Linked DNA regions of Homo sapiens: all the other regions are linked to region 1. The links are chromatin contacts, found by Hi-C or POLR2A ChIA-PET in ENCODE. All regions are on one chromosome and are shown on one strand. Each heading gives the region's core, a stretch centred on a gene start or an enhancer-like site at or near the end of the contact. The rest is flanking DNA. Distances are from core to core; before and after follow the strand shown. Region 1 has its middle 83 kb from the start of MKKS. Region 2 overlaps SLX4IP (SLX4 interacting protein). Region 3 overlaps SLX4IP (SLX4 interacting protein).

The links. A loop is a pair of places that touch in the nucleus more often than their neighbours do. ChIA-PET counts read pairs that join two places held with the same protein, here RNA polymerase II (POLR2A). Pooled maps may share reads with other maps.
Region 2: a loop to region 1 is called in a pooled map, with 4 times the contacts of the local background. The contact joins two enhancer-like sites. A Hi-C loop is called at or near these places in 1 of 168 maps with a recorded cell type or tissue (endothelial cell of umbilical vein) and 10 of 50 pooled maps. POLR2A ChIA-PET finds 5 or more read pairs at or near these places in 4 of 52 experiments (A673, BJ, HepG2 and 1 more).
Region 3: a map of natural killer cell shows a loop between it and region 1 (10-fold over the local background). The contact joins two enhancer-like sites. A Hi-C loop is called at or near these places in 1 of 168 maps with a recorded cell type or tissue (natural killer cell), 2 of 37 single-sample maps with no recorded cell type and 11 of 50 pooled maps. POLR2A ChIA-PET finds 5 or more read pairs at or near these places in 1 of 52 experiments (activated T-cell).

What each region holds. Positions count from the first base shown.
Region 1 is chr20:10,348,626-10,353,433 of GRCh38, forward strand. It overlaps the pseudogene RPL23AP6. Among named protein-coding and RNA genes, the nearest start is that of MKKS, 83 kb to the right of the region's middle. RefSeq lists an enhancer at 2,241-2,470. Within about 2 kb of position 2,371, at least 6 of the 41 ENCODE cell types and tissues checked have a DNase peak (open chromatin) inside an H3K27ac peak, as active enhancers do.
Region 2 is chr20:10,556,530-10,561,337 of GRCh38, forward strand. SLX4IP (SLX4 interacting protein) reads left to right here. Exons shown (of 8, transcript NM_001009608.3): 4 at 4,171-4,291. Among named protein-coding and RNA genes, the nearest start is that of MIR6870, 91 kb to the right of the region's middle. RefSeq lists an enhancer at 2,214-2,593. Within about 2 kb of position 2,327, at least 8 of the 41 ENCODE cell types and tissues checked have a DNase peak (open chromatin) inside an H3K27ac peak, as active enhancers do.
Region 3 is chr20:10,508,671-10,513,478 of GRCh38, forward strand. All of the region lies in intron 2 of SLX4IP (SLX4 interacting protein), which reads left to right. Among named protein-coding and RNA genes, the nearest start is that of SLX4IP, 76 kb to the left of the region's middle. RefSeq lists enhancers at 2,751-3,230, 2,971-3,265. Within about 2 kb of position 2,966, at least 29 of the 41 ENCODE cell types and tissues checked have a DNase peak (open chromatin) inside an H3K27ac peak, as active enhancers do.

The DNA of each region.
Region 1 (4,808 bases), core at 1,121-3,620:
TTATGTAATCTTTATTTTCTAAATTCTTTACCACTAGTTGTGTAAAGTTGGTCCTGATGTAGGTACAGACATACACACGCCTCGGTTAAGAGTAAAGGTTTTGAATAAGCTGGCTTCTCTGACCAGAATATTGCTAGAATGTAAGCACTGTGAGTACACAGGCCTCCATATATTTTGCTCACTGCTGTTTCCCTCGAGAAGTCCCTGGCATTTGGTGAAGGCTTGATCAATATTTGTTGAGTGTTTTTATGGTTGAAATCATTGTTTATGTTCCATTAGCTTTCACCATTTTTTTTTCATACCTCTGTATTAGTTTCCTAGGGCTGCCATAACAAATTACCAAAAACTTGGTGGCTTTAAACAACAGAAGTTTATTCTCTCACGGTTCTAGAGTTTGTAAGTCTGAAATCAAGCTGTTAGCAAGGCCACACTCCCTCCAAGGCTGTAGGGGGGTATTTTTCCTTGTCTCTTCTAGTTTCTTTTTTCTGGTGAAAAGATACATATATTTAGAATTAGCCAGCCAGACTCAGTTTAGATGATCCCAATTTTGTTGGCAACATCCAAAGCATCATAATCAGGACCCAGAAGAATATGTGCCTTCTTCTCTCTATCAGTCCTAACCAGGGTGTTGACCTTGGCCACATCAATGTCACAGAGCTTTTTCACAGCCTGTTTGATCTGGTGCTTGTTGGCTTTAACATCCACAATGAACACAGGTGTGCTGTTGTCTTCTGTCTTCTTCATGGGAGACTCAGTGGTCAGCAGAAACTTGATGATGACATAGTGGCCAAGCTTGTTTCTCCTGGGGGTGCTCTTTCGAGGATATTTGGGCTGCCTCTGAAGTCACAGTGTCTTGGTGGGCGGGGGTCGTGCAGATTTTCTTTATGTGTGTGTGTATGTGGCTGTGGACACCTTTCAGCACTGCCTTCTTGGCCTTCAAAGCCTTTGCTTTGGCCTTGGCTTTAGGAGGGACGGAAGCTTCCTTCTTCATCTTTGGCACCATCTTGTGAAAAGCTCTCTTCTAGTTTCTGATGTCTCCAGGCATCCCTTGGCTTGTAGCTGCACAACTCCAATCTCTGCCTCCATCTTCACATGGTCCTCCCCTATGTCTGCTTCTGCTCTTCTTTTTATAAGCACATTTGTCATTGGATTTGGGGCCCACCTAGTTAATCCAGGATGGTTTAATCTTGAGATTCTTCACTTAATTTACACCAACAAAGACTCTTTTTCCAAATAAGATCACATTCACACTCACACGTATCTGAAGTTGGAACTTGGACATGTTTTTCATGGCCACGATGCAACCCATTACAATGTCTAACTACCAATATTAAGATTCTATTCATTCAACACACATTTTTAAAATATCTATTATGTTCCAGGCACCAAATGGTGAGGATGCAAATATCAGCATGATGTGGCCACTGTCCTTCCTTAGCCAGATGACAACTTATCAAAGGTTTTTATCCTAATCCTTCTGTAATAAAATATATTTTAAATTCACATAAAAGGATATCTTATCTACTCTGAATCCCTTCGTATTAATTTTTCCATAAATTCTAAAGAACACTCTTCATTGTTACTTTTTCAATTGTCCTATTATTCATTTTTCAGATGTTATTAGCTCGAGGTCATTTCTTTCAAAAAATTTCATGATGTGAAACCATTTTAATTAGTTTCAACATATTTTCTTTCACCACAAGTCAAAGTACAGGAGCAGTAAACTTAGCAAGAACCCATTCATCCCTGTACCATTTTGTCATTAAGGTAACATCAATATCCCTCCGGCTGAGGTTAGCCATATCTTATCATGGCCTGGTTTCTTTGGAAAGCAGAGCCTGAGAACATATAGGTAGTTTATTTGGGAAATAATTCCAGGAAGCAGGAGTGTCAGATGGGGGCGGTTTGGAGGGGAACAGGGGATCAGGGAATCAAGAGGGAGAAACTAAACAGGAATACATTGCCAATTGAGCCCTCACAATGCAGTAACTGGTTTTTGCCCCCGTAAGACTTTCTGATTTTTTTTTTTTTTTGAGATGGAGTCTCACTCTGTTTCCCAGGCTGGAGTACAGTCACTGCAACCTCCGCCTCCCCAGTTCAAGCAATTCTCTTGCCTCAGCCTCCCGAGTAGCTGGGACGACTGGTGTGTGCCAGCTAATTTTTGCGTTTTTAGTAGAGATGGGGTTTCACCATGTTGATCAGGCTGGTCTCGAACTCCTGACCTCGTGATCCAACAGCCTCAGCCTCCCAAAGTGCTGGGATTACAGGCGTGAGCCACTTCGCCTGGCCTACTCCCTTACTTTCTTAGTAAACTTGCTTTCACTTTACTCTGTCATCTCACTTTTGATTTCCTTCCTGCATGAAGGCAAGAACCCATGTGACCTCCCAGGCTGCACCCCCTTGAGGTTCACCCTGTGAAAGAATGACTCACAGGACTCAGGAAAACACTGTACTTACAATTACTCTTTTCCCATAAAGGATACAAATGAATAGTCAGATGAAAAAACATATGATGGCAAGATCTGGAAGGGTCTTGAGCACAGGAGCTTCTGTCCCCATGGAGCCAGGGTCTGCCACCCTCCTGGTACATCAATGTGTGCACCAACTGGGAAGCAGTTCACACCTCATCATTCAGAGCTTTTATTGAAGTTTTATTATGTAGGCATGATTGAATCAGTCATTAGCCACATTAGCCTCAGTTTCTGGCCTCCCCTCCTCAGCAGGCAGGGACTGGGGCTGAAGGTTCCAACCCTCTCACCACATGGTTGATTTTCCTAGCTGCCACCCCCCATCCTGAAGCTCTCTAGGGGCTCTGCCAAAAGTTACCTTATTAGCATATACTTGGATATAGCAAAAGTGGCTCATTATGAATAACAAAAGACACTCCTGTCATTAAGGAAATTCCAAGAGTTTCTGAAACTCTGTGGCAGGAAACAGGGGCAAAGACCAAATACTTTTTTTTTTTTTTTGAGACGGAGTTTCAAAACTTGTCACCCAGGCTGGAGTGCAATGGCGTGATATTGGCTCACTGCAACCTCCGCCTCCCGGGTTCAAGTGATTCTCCTACCTCAGCCTCCCAAGTAGCCTAAATACATGTTTTGATTATTCACAGTACAACACATAGGGAGTGCTCACTGAACACTGACGATTGTTATTCTCGAGGTGTGGAAGCTGTGTCATAGACCACAATCATCACAACCACCCCTGGAACAAACACCTCTGCTGTGTTAACTTTTGAATTAAAAAAGTAAATCTTAATTTAAAAAAAAGAATTTTCAGGCCAGGCACAGTGGCTCATGCCTGTAATCCCAGTACTTTGGGAGGCCTAGGCGGGCAGATCACCTGAGGTCAGGAGTTTGAGACCAGCCTGGTCAACATGGTGAAATCCCGTCTCTACTAAAAATACAAAAAATTAGCTGGGTGTGGTGGTGCGTGCCTGTAATCCCTGCTACTTTGGGGGCTAAGATAGGAGAATCACTTGAACCGGGAGATAGAGGTTGCAGTGAGCCGAGATCGCGCCACTGTACTCTAGCCTGGGTGACAGAGTGAGACTCCGTCTCAAGAAAAACAAAATTCAGAGCAGAAGATTTGGAAATGTTACAGATCACAAGCTCTTTGGTTTCCCATGTAATAAAAATTAATACGGGGCCAGGTAGTTTTCCCAGTCAAGGTTTTTATTTTGGAGCTTGTGCTCAAGCTCAAGGAAGACAGTGGAGGTACAAGGACTCCCTGAAAAAGCTGGTTGGGGCTTTTTTATTAGGCAAAGCACGGGAATTAACATCAGGTGTAGGGTATGCAGGCTGGGTTGGGCAAAGCATGTGAGGGGTAGATTATTCAGTTAGCATATCTGGTTGCAATGTTTATCTTGAGTAATGGACCACCTGGTGGTCTGGCTGGCAGCAACAAAGCTGTAAATCAATTGTTCAGCATTCCTTCCCAAGGTGGGACAGTCCACAATATTTAGATTTCCTAAGCCAGTTTCTGGAATTCTTTACGTAAAAGGCATGGTTACATGTTATGAAAGCGCGGAAGAACGGCTGTTTTCTTTGTGTGACTAAAGCCTTGGGATTCGTGGGCATATCACCAGCGAGTGGTGTGGGTTTTGTGATCAGTGGAACTAGAGAAAAAGAAAAAAAAATATGTGAAGGAGGAGCTGCATCCCATTCCTATTCTATCTCAGAAATAAGTTAAAGCAGTACCAGCTCAAGTTAACTTCCTTTGACAAAATGTGGGAAGCAACTATATTCTACCAATGCTTAAAACAAAAAATAAAAACAATTATTTTTTCAGGGTGTCTAAATTAAGGCATTGAACTGAGGAAGGTTGGATTACCTACAAGTACAATAAACAGTTCTTGTACTTGAGGAGTTAAAATTCTAGGCAGGGAGAAATGACATTAACATGGCACTAAGCAGAATGAAGGATAAATAAGGGGTAAAAGAGTAAGTGAAGCACTATTGCAAGGCAGCTCTTGAGTACATTAATAAATGAATTCTATAAACAGTAAATGCCAATGAATAATGACTCCAGGTTTGGGAAATTAAGAAAGTGTTTACAGGAAGTTTCAGTACCAAGGTTGATTGGATTGAAACCTTTGTCAGGACAGCAAGAGGACATTGAAAGAAGCAGAAGTACGGGAGCAAAAATTTAAAGACAGGAAAGACAACGTGTGGTCCTGGGACGATTAGTTCACCCTTACTAGTGTTTTGGGTTTAAAACGAGCAACACAAAGCTAGTAATAGCAATATCCAAATTCCAAAGAATCTCATGTTTATTCATGATCTTTTCACTATGAGTAGACTGTGTTG
Region 2 (4,808 bases), core at 1,077-3,576, 210 kb after region 1:
GTATTATTTAAACCAGACATTTTATACCTCTTTGTTTTGGGGGAAGGATTTCTATATATTCAAAAAGAGGAGAAGAAGAAGAAGAAGTTAAAGTGACTATTTCAGTAATCAGGGATTTTAACCTGACTGGTTGTGAAGGATGGCCTGAGCACCTGAAGCAGGTGTGGCAGTTAACACAAGGCTGAACCTTCACACCCATCTTAAAGCCTCAGCTTTTATTTTCTATCATCCTTGTATTATCATGAGCCTTTGACAAGTCAGGAAATACTTGACGGTGTTCCTTCTCACAATGGTCAGTCAGGAAAGCCAGTAGCCGGGGGCTTAGCAGAGCATGATGCTGGACTTCACTGAGCCTCAGCCTCCTCATCTGAAAGTGAAGAGGTTTGCCTAGATGCCAAATTCACTCCTGGTTCTAAGTTTCAACAATCCCACCCAAGTGCTGCTTGTGGTGGAGGCTTACAAGCTGCACTGAGCTCTCACCATTGCTTTGCCTCCTTCTCTGATCCCTGCTCACCAGAGAGCAGGAGTAACCAGCTTGTGGCTTTTACACACCTTTAAAAATATCATTATCCGTGATGTCCATTTACCACAGTTGCTTTTTAGACTGAGAAATAAAAATCAGATTTGTTAAAATATAGTATATGGCGAAGAAACTATTGACAGTGGTGAAAAAACAAAAAGCCACCCTTTTCTGTGATAATTGCTTTTAATTAGCTTTTGGAGCTCACTAGAAAAAAGATCCCCACCCCCCAAAAAAGATTTTATAGGATAATACATTTTCATTCAAAGGATAATATTATCAAGACTTTGCTGTCATTATTTTGCAAAGAATACCTGGTGACCTAAAGCTGAGAAAAGGAAGGCACAAGGTTCTGTATGGTGGGATTTATCATTCAGGTAAATAACTGTGGACTCTTCTCTTCAGGACTTTTAAATATTTAGCAAGTCAATCAACATCTCCTACTGCCACTTACCTTCATATAATTCCACTCCTAGCTTACTAACGCATGTTGCTGTGATTCAAAACTGTTCACTCGTTTCCCCAAAGTGACCAATAGTCACCCAAGGGGACCTCACCCCAAAATCTTCTGACTTGACTTAAATTAACAATGTTATGGAATCCACCATTCCAGGCCTGTTCTCCATTCCCTTTCGGCTTTGCCACCTTAGACCTTTATCGGCCTTAGACCTTTCTTGTTAATATTGAGTCCGTTTTGCCCAAGATTCAGTTAATTTGGAATGCTTTAGAATAAAGCCCTGGGTGTGTGAATCACCTCATAGCCAAAGCGTGAGGCTAGGTTTTTGTTTTTTTAGGAGCCACATGCAGCTGCGTGGATGCTCATAGTACCTACTTGAGGGCAGCAGGGCATGACTTAGCAAAGCTGTGCAGTGCATGACAGGACCTGCAGAGCAGTGCTGCACTGGCAGCTGCAAGGGGCAGGTCGCTGTAGCAGGCTGAGCTTGCCTCTCAAAACCAAATGGTCGGTTTGCTGCTGCTTCTTTAATTTGCCCTTTTAAAATGTATATTGGCCAGGTGCAGTGACACACACCTGTAATCCCAGCACTTTGGGAGCCCAAGGCAGGCGGATTGCCTGAGTCTAGGAGTTCAAGACCAGCCTGGGCAACATGGTGAACCCCCATCTCTATAAAAAGTATAAAAATTAGCCAGATGTGGTGGCTTGTGTCTGGAATCCCAGCTACTCTGGAGGCTGAGGTGGGGGGATCACTTGAGCCCAGGAGGTTAAGGCTGCAGTGAGAGTTGTGATCATGCCACTGAACTCCACCATGGGTGGCAGAGTGAGACCCTGTCTCAAAAAAAAAAAAAAAAAAAAACAATTCGCTGATGTTAAAATTCCTCTGGGATCATTTGTGTGTGCGTAAGAAAGGAGAAAAGCTAGTTGAAGAAAGGCTATGACTTTAGCTTAGGTTCAGTGTCCCCAGGCTTTCATCTTCTTTATCCTTAGATCCTCTCATGATTGGGATTTTATGAGCAACCAATTTGATTCCATTTTAACAGTCATTTTATACAGTGAAAGCCTAAGAATATCCAGTTCCTTTTTAGAAAAAAGAACTAATTACATGTATTAACATATGTTTATTTTGAGTGCAGCACGAGTAGTCTTTGTACCCAAACAGTTGAAGTCAAACTGTTCCATGTGTCAACTCGAGGAAGCGAGCACAGCCCGTTAGCCTAGAGATGCCCTCTGCATCTCTGTCTTGAGCACTGATTTTAACTTGTTCTTCTTATCTGCCCCTCAAAGGTAGCTGAGAAGTTTTCTTTTCTTGCATTGTTGTGGTTCTGAAGAGAAAGCTTCATGACGTGTGGTGTGGTCGGTTACTGGTGTCTATCACACTGCACTTGGTCTACCTTGCATTCGTCAAACTGACTCACAGAAGGAAAGCCCCACAGCTAGAGGGAGAAAGTTTGTGTGTATGAGCCTTTGCTTTATTTTTGTCATGCTATTTTTAGTTTTAGCCTTATAGGGCATTTATAGCCAAATTTTAGCAATCCTTGTTTCCATGTATGTCTTTCACATATTTTCTAGCCCAGTCATAGTTGAACTCTGCATGTGAAGCAAAATTCTTTAATTGTTTTTTAAAAAAAAAAAAACCTATGAGGCGGCAAGGCTGCCTTTTTGTTGTGTGAACAATGCCGAAACACTCAACTGTAAAGGGATATCTCTGTATTCCATGAGGCACTGCATCTTTAGGCTGCAACATGAAAAGCAGGAGAGAGGAAACCAGTGTTTGTACTTTATCTAGAAACTCACACTCATGAGTTAAATCAAGGGTTTTCTATATTGTTTGAGGAGTACAAGTGTTTTTAATAAAGGAAAAGTTTTGCTATCATTGCTCTTTAGAACAGCTAAAAATTTTGTTGTTTTAATTTGTGAAGATTCTAAGAGATCAACCTGAGATGACATTGCAAGAAACCAGCAAAACAGGTTTGAGGTGACCTGGGCAACTCTGAGTTTTCTGCAGTCTTTGGGAATTAAACAGGAATCATCAGTTCTTATACATCAGTTCTTAATCTAAATTAAGAAATTTAGATTTGTGTATGATTTTACTCTCTTTTTCTACATTAGGTCACAATTTCCTGTTAGTGCAGGAAACAACTGCAAAGAGTATCTTCCCATTGTGTTGGGCTTAAATTTTTGTTTACCTTTATTATAAATAACACCAAAACAATAAAACAATTGACCTATCCTGAAACTTACTAGTGATAAGGAATACTGAAATTGAATTAAAACCATGTGTTTCTGTCGCCTAATAAATGTTAATCTACTTTAGAGAAATTATATTATTTTCACTGTTAGTACATGAGTGTAGTACGTTTTTACAAAAACAAAGGCATATACAGTATCATCAACAAGAGCGTAGAAGAAAATAGGATTAGTGATTTCCAGTTCTCTGCTTAACTCACTGCTCAACAGTTTCCTTCTTGAGTAGATTTGTAAACCCAAGACCAGAAACTAATGAATGATGGTGTTTAGATTTTTAAAAATTTTTAGACCAAGTTTGAAAAATGGGATAGTTTATATAAAAATTACTGTTTCTGACTCCTTTTGAACAAAGATCTAGCAACACTGTGCCTATAAACATGAAACAGTCCCCTAAAACCATGGGGGGCTGCTTGCTGTTGACTGGGCTGTGGTGTGGGTTCCCCATGCCGTTGCACCAGCAGTGGATGAATATGCCCTTACTCCTGGCCCCATCCCTGTCTACAGTCCCCTGGCCACACTGGGTGTTTCCCTGGGGCCCTTGATGCCAGCCAGTGTTGGCTCTTCTTGACTTATTTCTTCTATTTGTCACAGTACAACTGATTGATACTTATATGAAAGCATTCTTTACCATACTTATTACCTCCTTGCCCTGATGTTTACACTGAAATATTTTTATCTTTCTTTTAGAAATATGAAACTGAGGCAGAAAGAAATGAAATGACTTTCCCAGATCACACAGTGAGCCAACATCATGGTTTCGAGCAAACTTCAGTAGCAAATTTAAATTTGCGGTGTTATTCATGAGCACATATGACATTCCTTTCAACATTCACAGCTAAATTAAAAAGCAAAATGAAATGAAATGTTCATTGTTAACTTTTTAATATATATGTTAATTTTTTTGCATTAAATTTGAAGGTTATATCTAATTTTTTATTTGCTTTAGGAAGTCTGTTTACTGTTAAAAGAAACCATTGATTCAAGAGTTCAGGAGTACTTGGAAGTTCGCAAACAGCACAGGCCATCAAATGCAGAATTCACAAGATCCAATCCCTTGTCCTTAAAAGGTAGGCACAGAGCACTTTGATTTTGGACAAAAAATAAATAGAATTTCTGCTCCGTAGAGATGGCAATTATGTTTGACTCTGACTGTCATGTTAGTATAGTGATACATTTTAAAAATATGTCCTAATGAAGATACTTTGTTTGGGTAAAGAAAATTAACTGAAGAGCCCTCAGGACTTTTAATGGTAGGCAAAATGTATAAAAATAGCAAATAAAACATTCCTAAGGAAACTGTAAATTGTTTAAAGGATTGTTTTTTATTTTTAAGGTTTTTTTATTTTTAGTAGACTTAATAATTGTACACATTCATAGGATACAGAGTGATATTTTGATACGTGTATACAATGTGTAATTTTCAAATTAGAGTAATTAGCATATCTATCACCTGAGCATTTATCATTTCTTTGTGTTGTGAGCATTTAAAATCCTCACTTATGTTTTTTTAAAAAATATACAATAAATTAATGTTAACCATATTTACCCTATAGTGCTATAGAACACTAGAACTTACTCTAGTGG
Region 3 (4,808 bases), core at 1,716-4,215, 160 kb after region 1:
CCTGCTTTTGCTAACTTTACTGGTTCTCCTTCTCCGTGGGCTGGCAGCTATCCCTTCTTGCTGTTGTCAGTGAGCCTGCTTCTAACTCTGCTTCAGTTGCATTTCTCACTCTTTATTTATGAGTTCCATCCGCTGGGGCCTGGGAAAGGAGATAGTCAAATTAAGTAAATTCTGGGTACAGCCAAAGACGACTCCCAGTGAGTGGCTCTCCACTGAGGGTTCCCTGCAGACCCTGGGGCCTAACTTGGGGTGTCTGTTAGACATCCCAGCCTGACATTTTGATACTGGCTGGCAGACACATTTGGATTTATGGCCTTCCCAAGAGAATCATGCTGAGGTCAGTGCTGCTATGTGAGGCTCTGTAAGCATTCCTTAGTAGCTCTGTGATGGGTTAATCTCCCTCCTCCCACTCCGAGTCAGGGTGTCACTCCCTTTCCCCTGTGATTCTACCCACAACGTCTGACCTAGTGCCAGGGGCACGGAGTCTCTTTTAACTGCCATGGTAGTTGGCATCAGGTTGTAATTCAGCATTAGGGTACTCTGACTGTGAAATTGTTGTTCCCGGGTCTTTCAATTATTTCTGTTATTCAATTATAAAGATAGTGGGGAACATGGAGATAATCTCATTCCAGCTTATAGTTTTGCAGTTGAAGAAACTAAAGCCCTGAATGGAAAATGACTGAGATCACCGAGTTGATAGTCACCAGCAGAGCACCGTCCCCACTGTGGAACAGTGACCACCATGGGTGAAATTGCTCTGATTTTGGGCTGTAATTTATCTGAACCAGTAAGTTGGACAGCCTTGGCAACACTATAAAGTAGAGGGTCGCTCTCCTGTACCTCATTTCCCAAGTGTGGTAGGATATCGCCTTGATACAGACCAGATTCTCTTCCTGTTAAAGAAAAGTAGTTTGCAGCTGATTCACTATGTGGACGAAGATCCATCCAGAAAGATGTTCATTGCAGCATTGTTTACAGTGGTGAAAAAATGGGGACAGTTGGTCCCGCATTGGGATGATGAATACATTTTTTTTTTTTTTTTAAGCCACAGAGTCTCACTTTCTTGCCCAGGCTGGAATGCAGTGGTGCGATCATAGCTCACTACAAAGCCCTGGCTCAAGCAGTCCTCCCCTTCGGCTTTCCCAGTATCTGGGACTACAGGTGTGTACCACCATGCCTAACTATTTTTTAATTTTAAAAATTTCTTTAGAGGCAGGGCCTTGCTTTGCTGCCCAGGCTGGCCTCAAACTTCTGCCTCGGCCTCCCAAATTGCTGGGATTACAGGTGTGAGCCACTGCACCAGCCTGATGAATAAATTTTGACACAGCAATATAATAGAATATTATGCAGCTATTAACATTCTGTGTACAGAATTTTAAATAACAAGGTCATTGAAAAAGTCACTGGTCATTTTTGAGCCTAATGTTATAATATTAAGTCAAACAGGCAGAATTAAAAGGAAGAATAACAATATAATTTTAAATTTTTAAAATTTCCTTTTTAAAAGAAGAAAATGGTCAAAGCATTTACTAGTCACTCTTCTTGATTGGTGAAGGGAAAGAGGCTGTGTGCCGTCCATGCACTGGATACTACATCTGTCATGTCTGTGACACTGCCATGTGGTTTTTACCCTTGATTTGTATTCAGACTGAACAAATGATCCCCAAGCCCTTAGGGTGCTAAAGAGTGCATGAGCCATACTCCTTGTGGCCACACACACCTTTCATCCTGGATAATGGGCAGCTGGGGCCACAGGCCCATTGTGCAGTCAAGTATCTTGCTTCCTGCTAGTATCAGCGGGGAGCACGGAGCCCTGCTGGTGGAGCCTGTCCAGCTCTACTAAAGATAGAGCAAGCTGCAGTGAAAGAGAGCCTGGCCATGGCCTTAGGTGCCTTGCAAATTATTGTTGTTATTATTATTATTATTATTATTTTTATTATTTTTTTTTTTTTTGAGATGCAGTCTCGCTCTGTCACCAGACTGGACTGCAGTGGCGCAATCTCGGCTCACTGCAACCTCCACCTCCCGGGTTCAAGTGATTGTCCCGCCTCAGCCTCCCAAGTAGCTGGGACTACAGGCGCCCACCACCATGCATGTCTAACTTTTTGTATTTTTAGTAGAGACAGGGTTTCACCATGTTCGCCAGGATGGTCTCGATCTCTCGACCTCATGATCCACCTACCTTGGCCTCCCAAAGTGCTGGGATTACAGGCGTGAGCCATCGCACCCGGCGGTGCCTGGCAAATTATTAATGGGCCCAGGGTGAATGGACGCAGCATGAATTGGGCACACTGTACCTTTGAAGGACCCTGCCAGCCAAAACCACTGGGCCTGTTGTTGGAGACAGGGCCGCTTCCCGGGTGACTTTATCAGAGAACCTGGCTTTGGTGCCGTGTTCTTGTCCCTCCATTTACCTTTTTGGCAAAATGGAACCAAGTTGTGTCCTTATTCTGTTCTGAGTTGATGGTGGTCCTTTAAAACTTAAAAAGTTTGCAATATGTTGTTCTCATAATCTGCTGACACCTATTTACTCTCTGGTGTATCCTACATATTTCCCCGTTCTTAAGATGGGGCTGATGGTGTGCGTTCCCAAAGCTTTCTTCATCATAGTCTCAGATAAAAACACATGGCACTGGCAGTCTTAGTCAGATCCTCACTCTCCTGCAATCCCTTCTGAATCCTCCATGCCATGGGGCTCACACTGCCCTAGGGATACTGTCAGGGATGTTGAACTCCATGAGACTGTCTGTTCACCTGACTCCCAGGCAGACAGTAAGGCGATCAGGCTTTTCCTTAAGTTGAGCTGAAAGCTGAAATCTGCCTCCTTGAAACCTACCTCCAGCTGTTTTAATTTTGCCAGCAGAGTATGTCCAGCTCTTCACCAGTAACAGCAAGCACAAATGACTAATTTAAGAAAAGCAGTACAGCAGCTGGACGTGTTCCATCTTCTTTGATGCTCACCACCTCCCTGTGAGGAAAGTACTCTTACTACCCCAGCTTCGCAGATGACACTTGGAAAACGTAAGGACCCACAGTTAGGTGGCCAGACTGAGAGCAGAGTGCTGAGTCACCACACGGTGCTGACTCACCCTCTTCACGTGACAGCCCTTCCTGTGTGTGGAGACCACAGTGGTTTTCTTCTTCTCTAGTAAATAGTTGAGTTCCTTTGACCATTCCATGTGTAATAATGTTCATTAAGTATGAAACTAAAATTTATTGAAATTTAACATGAAATTGTTGCATAGTAAAAACTCATGCCTATCATAAGAGAAGTAATTTGGTATTTTTTTCTTGTCAGATAATAGCATACAAATGTGAGATTATGGGATTGGAAAGCAATGTCTCTGAGTTACTTGAGTCTAGAACAGGGGTTGGCAAAATTTTTCTGTAAATAGCCAAATAATACATCCTTTAGACTTTGTGAGTGATAGAGTTTCTGTTGCATTAACTCATCTCTGCCATTATTGCACAAAAGCAGACATAGGCAATATGTAAACAAGTGAGCATGGCTGTGTTCTAGTAAAATGTTATTTGCAAAAACAGGCAACAGCTGGGTTTTGACCTTGGCTTATAATTTTCACTTAATGGGGTTTTTCTTGATAATGAGAAAGAATTTACAAGTGGGTGCTAAGTAGGAGAATCCTAGATGTTTTGTTATAATTATTAATAGCACCCCTTTTTAGTTTCAAAAATGTCTTGGTCAATAAATTAACGTATTGTCATCCTGGTATTATGTCACTTTAAGTATTTTTTTTTAAAGAGATGGGTTTTGCTCTGTCAACCAGGCTGGAGTTCAGTGGTACAATCATACCTCTTCTGGGCTCAAATGATCTCCTGCCTCAGCCTTCCAAGTAGCTAGGACTACAGCTGTGCCCCACCATCCCTGTCTAATTTTATATATATATAGGTGTGTGTATATATACATTATATATATATAAAATATATATAGTATTATATATTATATATAGTATATATAGTATTTTTTATATATAGTATATATATTGTGTATATATATTTTATATATAGTATATATAGTGTATATATATTTTATATATAGTATATGTATTGTGTATATATATTTTATGTATATATATACACACACACACTCTATATATATATATATATATATATATATATATATATATATATATAGTTGTTGTTGTTATTGCCTAGGCTGGTCTTGAACTCCTGGCTTCAAGCACTTCTCCCTCCTGCCTTAGCTTCCCAAAGTGGTAGAATTTCAGGTGTGAGTCACCACACCCAGCCACTTTAAATTTCTTAATGAGACTAAGGTGAAATAGAAACTTTGGTTTATGTCCTTACCATGGTCAGTCATTTTTTGTTACAACAGAACTTTTCTGCATCAGGTGACTTTTCCATAGATTTCTATCCTGTCCTAGTCCAGGAAGAGGTCCTGGCAGTGAAGGAAAACTCAAGGAGGGAAAACGAAGACCTCCTAGAGGAGCATCCCTAGCTTACTTTTTGGGAGTAGTGCCTGTGTGCTGGACACTGTACCAAAGGCTTTATATATGGCCTATCTTAGGAAACAGCTGCTAACCCCAGGAGTTAAGTATGATTATTATTTCAGTTTTACTGACGAGGAAACTGAAGCACAGAAGCTTAGGAAATTTGCCTAGGGTCACAGAGCTGGAAATTTGGTTTGGATTCAGGCCTACACTGTCTGGCTCCAGAACCCAAGCTGGGAGATTGAACAGGTGTGAAATAATTAAATCTAATAAATCAGTCAAATCAAAGCAGGAGAAGATTGGGATGAGGTTAAGAGGTGGAAGACATACCTCTCATCCTAT